Regions from separate parts of the Homo sapiens genome. Here region 1 is linked to region 2. Evidence: chromatin loops called from intact Hi-C (ENCODE). Cell type or tissue: Calu3. All regions are shown on one strand. Each heading gives the region's core, and the rest is flanking DNA. Links, peaks and the distances in the headings are about the cores only.

Region 1 (5,391 bases), core at 60-5,059, 50 kb after region 2:
GCTGAGATCGCACCACTGTACTCCAGCCTGGGCAACTGAGCAAGACTCAACTTTAAAAAAAAAAAAAAAAAAGAAGTCAATACTGTGAATAACACATTAAAATAATAATATCTTATTGAAATATCATCTTTTAGGATGAGTAAAGGATTTAGCCAACTAATGTTCATAAAATTATTGCTAATTGTTCTTAGGGAAAAACTAAAGAAAATAATTTATTAATGCTAATTTTCTAGTCAATGATGAGTTAAACTCTTTGTATACAAATAATATAACAAAACAAATATTTGGAACTTTTAATGGACACTTTTTGTTACATGAGTTGTAGTTGATTGTCTCTTCATAGTAAAGTTATGGTTTGTGATACTGAACTATGCAACTAAAAGTTTGGTGTCATAGTTAATGTTCAATTATAGTGAAGGAGAAAAGTGACACCAATATATCAAAGATGAAGCTAATCCAATACGTGTACACTAGAGTTGTCCATGTAGCTTACTATTCCAACTCTGAGGGGTACCAAGAAATATTGTAGTATTTTTGATCTTATTAGTTTCTTCTCTACAAAAAAGTGGATTTGTTATTCTAAGTATCTACCAGTGATCTTTAATAACTTGGACATAAATGTATGGAAACTTTACTTTCCATGCCTTTGTACTTTTAGTTGCAACACTTTCTTGGGGGTAACATCTTTTTAAAGTTTACTCACACCGTATAGTGTTTTATTAATTTAGTTTGAGAACTAAAGAGGTAACATTTCAAGAAGTCCTTAGTTCTAGGAACTGGTAAATGAAGCCACATTCAGTCATTTTGTATGCTTTTTTTACTCAATAAATATTGATCTTAATATATCACCTAAGCTTTGTGTTTCTCAGCTTAGAAGTTTTAATTGTTTGAGTCTATCTTGATACAGAGTCTAGTCAACCTCTCTAATGATTCTACATGCTGCTCTCTATACTTCATTCAGTTTAGTTGTACTGTCATTGAGATGTGAATTCATCCAGGAAAAGCAGATACTTTGCTGCCTCAGACATATCTAATTTTAAAAATGTTTTATTTCCAAAACCCTTTCCTAGGGGTGCCCAGCATTGTGTTTCTCCTTAACTACAGAAGCAAAGTAAGCTGATTTTAGGAAAAATTGTTTCTAGTTCTTTCTAAACATTGGTTTAGACTTTTAGTAATTGATAAGATCTCATATCTTACACATATATGTCTATATCACTGTTCTCTAAGGTTAATCCTTTAACAATGGCACATGTTAAAGATCATACACCAGTTTTCTTTCTACTTAGGCAGTGTTGGAAGTGTTGATGTTGTAGTTGTTTGTATTTTATTTTCCCTGTAAGCTCAGACAGTTCACTACTGAAGTGAGTTTCATATCACCTACAAACTTGAAACCCACTGTGTGTGTGTGTGTGTGTGTGTGTGTAAAATGTTGGTGTGAAACTTTGTCAAAATGTTTCGAAAGTCTAAATAAATAGCACTCAGTGGTTTCCCTTTGGACATATGCTTATTTCTATATTCCCTTCTTGATTAATTTTTAGCTTTATTATGGAGGTTTTCAAACACACAAAAGTGGAGAGAAAAGGTTATAAACTACTGTGTACCCATCTTAGCAACATGTTGCTTTCTTTTTTGTTGTTGTTATATCTATCCTTTTCCCTCAGTTCTTTTTTCTAGGAATATTTTAAGGTGAATCCTGAATACCATATAATTTCATCCATACATACATCTATCTGATAACAGAAAAGTACTCTTTAAGAAATTCAACAGAATTTCCATAACTTCTTAGTATCTGGTCCAAGTCATCTAAATTGTCTCTCAAAGGTTATTAGCCAAGACTCCTCAATATATAAACCGTAACTCTCATGGATATTGCATCTGTAACTTTTATGGAGATGCCATTATCATATCAAGATTAGAAATCAGATTGAGAGCCTTTTGTTTCCAGAATCTCCTCTGGAGTCCTTCTTATGGGTGTGAGTCACACTGGCAAGCTGCCATTCTTCTCACATAGTAGTGGTTATTAACAACAGGTCACACATTTTGGCCACCGGTTCCATATTTTACCCTTGAGTTCCTTTAGCAGTCTTGGGTGAATGCCATCTGGGCCTGGTGATTTATTTACATTTCGTTTGCCACTTGGGTCTGGGAAAGTCCTGTTTTCCACTGTTTGTTCCAATTCCTCTGACCTGACGGCTTTAAAGCAAGATGCAAGTGAGACTCTTTTCTAAAGTCTTCTTCAGTAAAGACTGAAGCAAACAATTCATCGATCCTTCCTGCTATCACCTTTTCATCCCTGAATGGCCTTTGCATTTTCTAGCTGGCTTCCTGACTTTGTTATACTTAAAGGGGTTTGCATTTTTGCTTTGGACTCCCCTGTGAGGTGCTCTATTGATTTCTTCATGGACCATTTGTTTTTAGTTTGCTTCTGACCTGCTCTACATTCCTTTTCTTTGAGAGTAGCAAGTTTTACATTTAAAAATATTTGTATGGCCTTTTCGTGTTACCAACTTGGCATTTGAGGCTCTTGTTGAAGAGCTCTCTGTTCTGATTGTAGCTCACATTTCTCCTGGTCTCCCAATGAGGTGTTTTAATGTGGTCTCTATGGGGTACTTGTTTATTTTGAAAACGTTTCCTACCCATATGTGTACTTTTCTCTTCCTTTCCCTTTCACGAATTGCAAAATCACAAGATGGAAATGGAACTTGAGGCTTTCCCTGTCCCACTTGAATGTCTGGCTCATAAGTGTAATTGCTGTTAATGAGTGGTTCTCCCACAAGCTACTTCTGGCTTTATTTCACAATCCACTCCTGAGAATCATAGGATCCATGTCTAGTTTTGGGAGGTGCTATCCAACTTCCTTCTGTAGCCACAGACCAGCCTTGTGGGCAGTTGTTAAGGCTAGCGTTTCCATACTTGCATTTAACTGACTGGACAAGGGGGAGAAGTGAGTGGTAACTTGTTCAAAATTTAGGAAGAGCCAACTCGAGATTCATCATTTTATCATTTGGTTTATTACTTACAACATGGATAATATGCCACAGATAATTAAGGTTTGATCTTACATGTTGGTTAGATGATATAGAGCATCAGAGTCTAAGAGAAATGTATTGTGCATTACATGCCCAACTTAAAATTTTCTGGTTACCATATTCTGAAAAGTAAAAAGCAACAGGTGAAATTTTCAATGATATATTTTATTTAACCCCAGTAGTTAAAATGTAATGATCTTAACATGTAATCAATATATACATTATTAATACGATTTTTATATGTTTTATACTAAATCTTTGAAATCCAGTGTGTACTTTCTATTTACAGCACATTTCAATTAGAACCAGCCATATGTCAAGTACTTAGTAGCCACATTTGAAAGTGTCTATCATATTGGACAGTGTAGCCTTTGAGAGGGTTATATAGGGTCCTCCTCAGAAAACAGTCTTTTATTCATGAATTCTACAGAAATCATTCAGAATTCACACACACACACACACACACACACCCACACACCATTTTACTTACATCTGTGATAGCCCATCAGAGTAACAAACTCTGAAGGAGGCATTTTACCTGACAAGAACAAAGTTGATGAATATATTTAACTGTATTACTCTAATGTACTTGGTATATCTCCTCTAATTAAAATAAGATTATCTTACAACTTATGAAATGAAGATCTGGCATAATAGACTTAGAATATGATGAAAATGTTTTCATTAACTGCAAAGATACCCTGCAAGGCACGGCATTTTATCTCAAGTCCCCGATAACATTAATATACCCTTTTAATCTCTGAAGCATTTAAGACTTAATAGGAACTCCTTAAAGAATGACAGAATTGTAAGACTTTACAAGGTTGCTTTAATTGGAAAGTCCTTACAGCCCTCCATGATTTTGAACAAGTATAAAATAAAATTCTTCATTGGTGGAATGTACGAGTATAGTCTTGTTTACTCTGCGCAAAACTCAAAAGCCAGACGTGGGGGTGGGTGTAAAAGAAAGGAAAGTAGGGGTTAATGGTGTTTTCCGGTGATTGTCCTTAGCTTCAGTTATAGCATGTGACTTGGCTGCTCTTCCTGCTAGGGGCTGTGTGTACATAAGTTGGGAACTCAGTGCATGTGGTTTGGGAATTTTATCATCACTCTACAAAGCAATTTTTGAGAAAACTGCAGTTACTAGATCTCTACCTTCTTTCACATCATTTTTTTGCATGTGTGTATTTATTTGTTGCTTTTCTCTAATAGATGAGCTATGTACACAGATAGTAAATATTATTTTGTTATCTGCATTACTGCAGATCCCATTTGCCATTCAAATTACAGAATGCAATATTGGGGATTCCATTGAGTGCTTTATCCCATTACCCACACTTGATGTTGAATAGATAGATATAGCAATATTCTACTGAGGATTGGGACAACTGGAGTTTATTTCTCCCCTTTCCAATTGGTAATACCGGCCAGGCACAGTGGCTCCTGCCTGTAATCCCAGCACTTGGGAGGCTGAGGTAGGCGGATCACTTGAGGCCAGGAGTTCGAGAACAGCCAGGCAGAGGTTGCAGTGAGTTGAGATCAGGCCACTGCACTCCAGCCTGGGTGATGGAGTGCAATTCTCTCTCAGGAAAAAAAAATACCCACTTTGGGTGACTCAATATTTATTTTGTTTTGTCTTACTTTTATAGCTATTCTAATGGAACAGCTTAGAGCTCATTAGGGAAAAGTTGCTACATTAATCTGAGAGACCAATATGGTAATACCTCGTTACACTAGTGAGAAAATGATATTCTTTGGAATTGTCTCAAGTACGTGTTCCCTTTTGACATGATAACACTATTAGCCTGTAATGTTTTGTCCTGTAACTTTTGGTCTACACAAAACTTTTAGTGAACAATCTATATGCCCTTCTGACCCTCCACTCTGCTAGATCCAATATGACTTTTCAAAGGAAATAAACAAGAGTCCTGAGATAAAGACGCTAACATCTGCTTGCATTAAATGAGATAGGAGGGAGGAGGAGGAAAGTTGAATAAAGCATATTGGAAGAGCTCCTTACATAGTGGGCCTCCAGCTTTAGTGGATGAACATAGAAGCAACTGTGGGAGTTCAGCCCCACCCTTGGAGAGTTTCATTCAGTATACTTGATCAAATGAATCTGAAATTTAACTCATGCTCTGGATGGTTATGAAGTCAGTGATATGGACACTTCAGTTGGGAAACATTGCCAGGATCAGCAGAAAGACCACAAGATCCCTTTATTTTATACCGATTCCTGGGCTCTAGCAGCTGACCAGTGTAGAGGGTTTTATTTCTTTGTCTTGCTTCAATTCTCTTAGACTTTGACTTACTGACTATATAGCTTCTCATCCATTTTGTGGAGTCTCTGGTGGAACAAGCA
Region 2 (5,391 bases), core at 147-5,146:
TTCCACAACATTTTGAGGGTGATGATGATTTAGATAATTCCCCTGCCAGGTAGAGAATGAGTGACGCCATTGCAGTGGCTTTGTGGAGAGGTTGGGTCATGATCCTCACGTTGAGGAGTAAGTTGGGCGCTAGGTGCTCCTGAGAAAGCAGCTGTTCCATGTGGTTGAAGCAGAGAGGCAGGGTGGAGGCAAGGTAAAGAGCAGGACTGTAGACTCAGGTTGTCAGAGGCCCATCCTGGCTCTGCCACTCAGCTTGAAATTGTGGAAATCACTTTACCTCTCTCTATTTTAGTTTCTCATTTGTGAAGTGGGTAATAGCACCCATAAGCATTGTTCTGAGGATTAAATGAGCTCATCGTGTAATGCACACATGCATTACATGTATGTAATGTGGATGTATGTAACAGGACATGTGTATGTAGTAGGCACAGTGACTGAGCAGACTAAGACCTTGATATAAATGTTGTGAAATAAATAAAATAAACTTCTTGGGAAAGTTATGAGGGCAGGAAAGGAAGAACCAGGCACATGAGGTCTCCAGAGACCTACAAGGGCCTTAAATGGAGAATTCTGGGTTAGGAAAAGTAGAAAAAAAAATTAGTCCTTAGAAGACTCTGTTGGCTGCAACCAAAGTTTACATTCACTTGACAGAGTGATATAAAACTGTGATTATTGGAATGAAGTGACCTCTGTCTGAGTGTGGAGCATGGATGGGAACGACAATGGTAAAGCTGAGGACAGTGAGAGGGAGAGCTGGGGAGGCCATTTCTTATTTCTCTCTTTACACCCCCGATTTGCTCATGTGTTTTTAGGACACCTCAGATTCCTTTTGAAAGTAGGAGATAAAATACTTTTTTGTTAAGTAAAAAAGAAGTCCAGGTAATAAATAAAACAAGGAAATCCTGGGCAAAGGGATCATGGGCTGAAGAGGAGGAACACTGAGGTAATACTAATGCTTAGGCTGTACACTGACCAAGTGTTGGAGTGCAGCACACACCTCATCTGCAGGTATTGGGCTCAAGGAAAGGGAGTTATAGACAAATTCACCATAGTGGTAGATGAGCAGAGACTCTGAATACATCTGTGAAAACATTTTACTTTTCCTTTAAGTAGAGATGTTTTCAAAATAGTGGGTGATATGATGATATGAGATTAGATGGAAACAGAAAAGAGGAAAGGGGAGTACATGAAGAATTATTTTAATGTTGGGATGGCTTTGTCCACTGCAGCGAACATCCAGAGATGCAGTGACTACCATCTGCCACTGAAAAAGAACCATTGATGGAAGTACTATTTTCAATGATAACTCCTGGTAGCAGTAAAAACATGGTTTTAAATTAAATTTGGAATTTTCCTCCTCAATGCTGCTTCTTCAAAGACAAATGAGCCTCTTACAGTATGTCTAGTTAAATAAAATAATGGATGTGAAAGGCTTTACAAAACATTAATGTGCTATATAAATGGAATGTGTTATCATTGTGTACTGTGTACTAAAAAACATGCAGTAAAAAGATATTATTTTTGTAGACTAAATAGTCAAATATGGGCTGCATGACAGCACTGTGAAGTGAAGTCATAATTGATGAACGACTGTGCCCAGGGAGGGTTGATTTATGTGTGGATGCTAACCTGGAAGAATACTTCTGGTGCAATGTTAAAGGGTGTTTGTCTTGTTTTCTTTCTTTGCCCTTTTCTCACTTAAAGGTTTTCCAGTCAGTTGATGGCATACTTATCAAATTTAATGATAAGACTAGTATGGGGTAGGAAACTAACATATATCAACTTTAGAAAGTATATTGCTATATGAATAAACCAAGCTCAGATAGGCTAGTAACTTGCCCGAGACCACTCATTTAATAGTAGATGGTATTATGTGAGTAACCTAAGACTAGTAACTTGCCCAGTAGAGTGGCAGAGAGCTGGAATTTGAAACTAGGCAACCTGAGTCTAGAGAATGTACATCTAAACCACTTTGCTTAATTATTGATTCATTTACTTAACAAACAAACCGCTCACACTTACATGAGAGACTGATCTGAGCATTATACAACTGTTACTCACTCCTTGTAACAACCCTATGGGGTAGATACTATTATTATTTTCATTTCATTATGGCTTAGAAACTGAGGCACAAGGAAGTTAAATACTCTCCCCAAGGTCACGCAGTTAGTAAGCAGATTGAAACATAGGCAGTCGAGCTGGGGAGTCCATTCCTCTGACCATCATGTTATGCCACCTCTGCTCTATGCTGTGCTCCTTTCAATAATGTGCCCAGCTTCACACAGGTGATCCTGCCCTCTCCTTATACCCTGGGAACCAGGGAGTCTTTGAGGTTTCAAAGGAAGCAGTGAGCATCTATGATTCCGTTGATGCTCTTTTGACCTACCTTGGAGCATCCATGCCTAAAGACATCTTTTGTGATGCCACCAATTCAATCCTAGACTCTTAAATCCTCATCTTTGGTTCTTACTGCCAGATAGCATTCCCCCCTGCATAAAATACATCCTTATTCTCATTACATCTCCCCATAAAACTTTCATCAATTTGAAAATTGTAAAACGCATTCCTTTTTATGCAGACATTTAATCTATGGTTAAATGACAATTGCGCAATATATCCTCCTGCATACCCAAATACCATCCCAACTTGGCACTTTGAAAATAAATTGGCATAGGTTTCGAGGAAATAGAATATTCTCAACCATAGACTTTAGAGGATGCTTATCTGTAAAACAAATTACAGGGCACACTTTGGCTTGATCAACACATCGTACTTAAGAGAGGTTTCAGATAGAACCACCAGCTTAGCAAATGTGATTTGAATTTGTCTGTGGACAAGACACTATGTTCCTTTCTTATGTGAATGGATGAAACCAGAGCTTTCAACCTCTCAGCCTTTCAAACTCTCACTTTCAGAAACACTGAAGTTTAACATATAAAGGTGTTGTTTTTGCTTCACACTCAAATGTTAGATTTTCTGATTTCTTTTGATTGGCTCCAGGTGATGTTAAGTGCAATGAAGAAAATTATCAAAATCAATCTATCTTCAAAGACTTTCTTTGAAATTATAGGATCTGAATCAAAAGGTAAAATAACAGTATTTTTATTCAAAGTTCTCTTCCATGATTTTCATAGCTCTTGCTCTACTAAGGAGCAAGTAAAATTGGTAAAATAGATTTTTTTTCCCTCTTGAAAGGTGATTGTTAGGGCCTTGATATTTTCCAAAGAAATTCAGTATTTCTTAAGCAATCTGACTCTTGCTTACTGGATTTTTAAAGGATTTAATTACCAACTTCAACACATCAGCAAAGTGACTTACATTACGTATTAACAGTAAATGTAGTGCATGAATCATAGCCAAAGAATGCAGCTAACACTGGGAAACATAATACATAACCAACTATAGTCATTAAAAAGTTGAAGTATTAAAGCCTGTCACCAGAGAACTTCCAAGCACTGGAAGACCAATGGTCCTGATCAAAAGTCAAATCCAGTAGAAAACTAGCATATTCTAGGAAGCAAAACAAAATCCAGAGTAATCAAAAATATAATGCTGAAGGTAATGGTTAGTCTTGCTACACAAAATGTGATTGGCAGACTGACAACATTGACTTTTACCCACGAGTTTATTAAAAATGCAGAATTTTAGGCCACACCCCAGACCCTCTGAAGCAGAATCTAATTTTTAGCAGGATCTTCAGGTGATTCATAGGCACATTAAAATTTGGAAAGCACCACTTTAAAGTATTTTTGTTAATGGTATTATGTGAATAATTGTTGTTTTCCAAAAACAGTGTCATACTCAGAGGTAATGGTCATCCTTATTTTACAATGGGGCTATCATCTTATAGTGGGAAAAAATTCTCATACTCTATTGCTTAGGAAAGATAATAACTGATATAGAATTATTTTTCCTGAAGGAGGAAAAGCAGTTATAGGGGAAGGAATAGCAGCTCATCACTTTTAGTAACAACAAATGCCAGCTTGACCTGCATTGTTATTTCACCTTGCACTTCTCATCACATTATGCTGGTGGATTCTTCTCCTTCCTTTCTTATTTTTGAGTCAGAGAAGGAAACTGACCTAGAGGTTGCTGTAGGCATTTAGAAATATGGTTTTCTTTATCAATTCTATTCGATCTGCTGCAGCAGTTCTTACCTGAGTGATTTTAAGAGTTTATCAGTCATGTGACTGTTGAGATACCCAAGCCATCATGCAAGTACCTCTCCCATGACATGATAACTTGTGTTAATAATAAAATGAAGCTGTGATAGGAGATGTGAAACATATAGAAATCAGAGTGGTACCATGAAGGCGTGAGGGAGAAGATGAGGGAGCCAGGACTAAGTGAGGAGAACTGTATCCCTAAGTCACCTGGAAGGTTGTGGAGCAAACAGATCATTAGGCAGCACTAGTGATGGGGAGAAAATGGTCATCAGTCACTCCCTGTTCTTTCTTTGCTGCCTAAAAGCACAGATAATGCCACACATTTTCTTATCTAAGGTCTTGGAGAAGGTTTATGGCAAATTTACCAGGAAAGAAGAAAAGAAGTGGCTTTTTTTTTTTTTTTTTTAATTAAGGCTTAGCATCAGTCTTTAATGCTGTCATGCAGCATTGACAAGTCACACACTTTGGTCTCATGTTGGCAGTGGCAACTTACAGTAAGTCTAAAGGTCTGAGCACCAGACTGGCCTCCAGGGAACAGACATTTGTTCCAACTCCCCCTCCCTCCCCAAGATTTCTTCAGAATTCCATTATGGCCCTATACAAAGAGCAGTGGCTGCTGGGGACAGGTTTTATTTGAGTGTACATCAACTATACATGGAATTATAAAAACATATTTATAGATGTTCCACAGTGCTCCTGTAATCAGAAGCAAAGACCCATTTATGAAAAGGGATTATATCTAGGGCTGTGCAAAATTCAAAAGGATCATATCCCTTTGAAAGAGTCCATAGTCCATGAAACAAAAAATTACCTGGGCCACTGGTAAGCCCCAGGTGTGCCAAGATTGCCTTACAGAAATGGAAAGAGTGTGACCCACAAAGTGAGGACATTCAGCTTCACTAGAGCCAGAGGTCAGGAGGGCCCCTTGATGGGTCCAGGCTCCCAGACTCTCAAGAGAGAGGTGGCTGCACTTGCTGGAGTCACTCACTGGAGGCTGGCTCCCTTGGTGCTGCTGGAAAAAGGGGTATTGCTTGTGGGCACCAGCCAGGCAGTTCTGCAGGAATAGTTTAGGTTCTCAATTTGAGATGGCCAAAGAGAAGACAGAATTCTTCAGGGGAAGAGCAAGACATGGGAGACAAATACAGAATAAGCCAAGAACTGATCATACAACAGAAACGGAGGAGCGTACAGGGTCTGGGAACCAAGACAGCGGGTCGACATTATC

The links. Hi-C counts contacts between places; a loop is a spot of excess contacts. Peaks named below come from ENCODE experiments on the same cell type or tissue, not always from the same donor. Only the 100,000 strongest peaks of a DNase experiment are listed, where the experiment ranks them.
Region 1: a loop joins it to region 2, with 2.2 times the contacts of the local background. A loop is called at or near these places in 3 of 110 quality-filtered maps.

What each region holds. Positions count from the first base shown.
Region 1 is chr2:191,925,463-191,930,853 of GRCh38, forward strand. The region is part of intron 1 of CAVIN2-AS1 (CAVIN2 and TMEFF2 antisense RNA 1); the gene reads left to right. Among named protein-coding and RNA genes, the nearest start is that of CAVIN2, 81 kb to the left of the region's middle. In Calu3, for the core only: no CTCF peak of the experiment used is centred there; a DNase peak (open chromatin) is centred at 2,029.
Region 2 is chr2:191,875,415-191,880,805 of GRCh38, forward strand. All of the region lies in intron 1 of CAVIN2-AS1 (CAVIN2 and TMEFF2 antisense RNA 1), which reads left to right. It also overlaps the pseudogene DNAJB1P1. Among named protein-coding and RNA genes, the nearest start is that of CAVIN2, 31 kb to the left of the region's middle. In Calu3, for the core only: no CTCF peak of the experiment used is centred there; no DNase peak of the experiment used is centred there.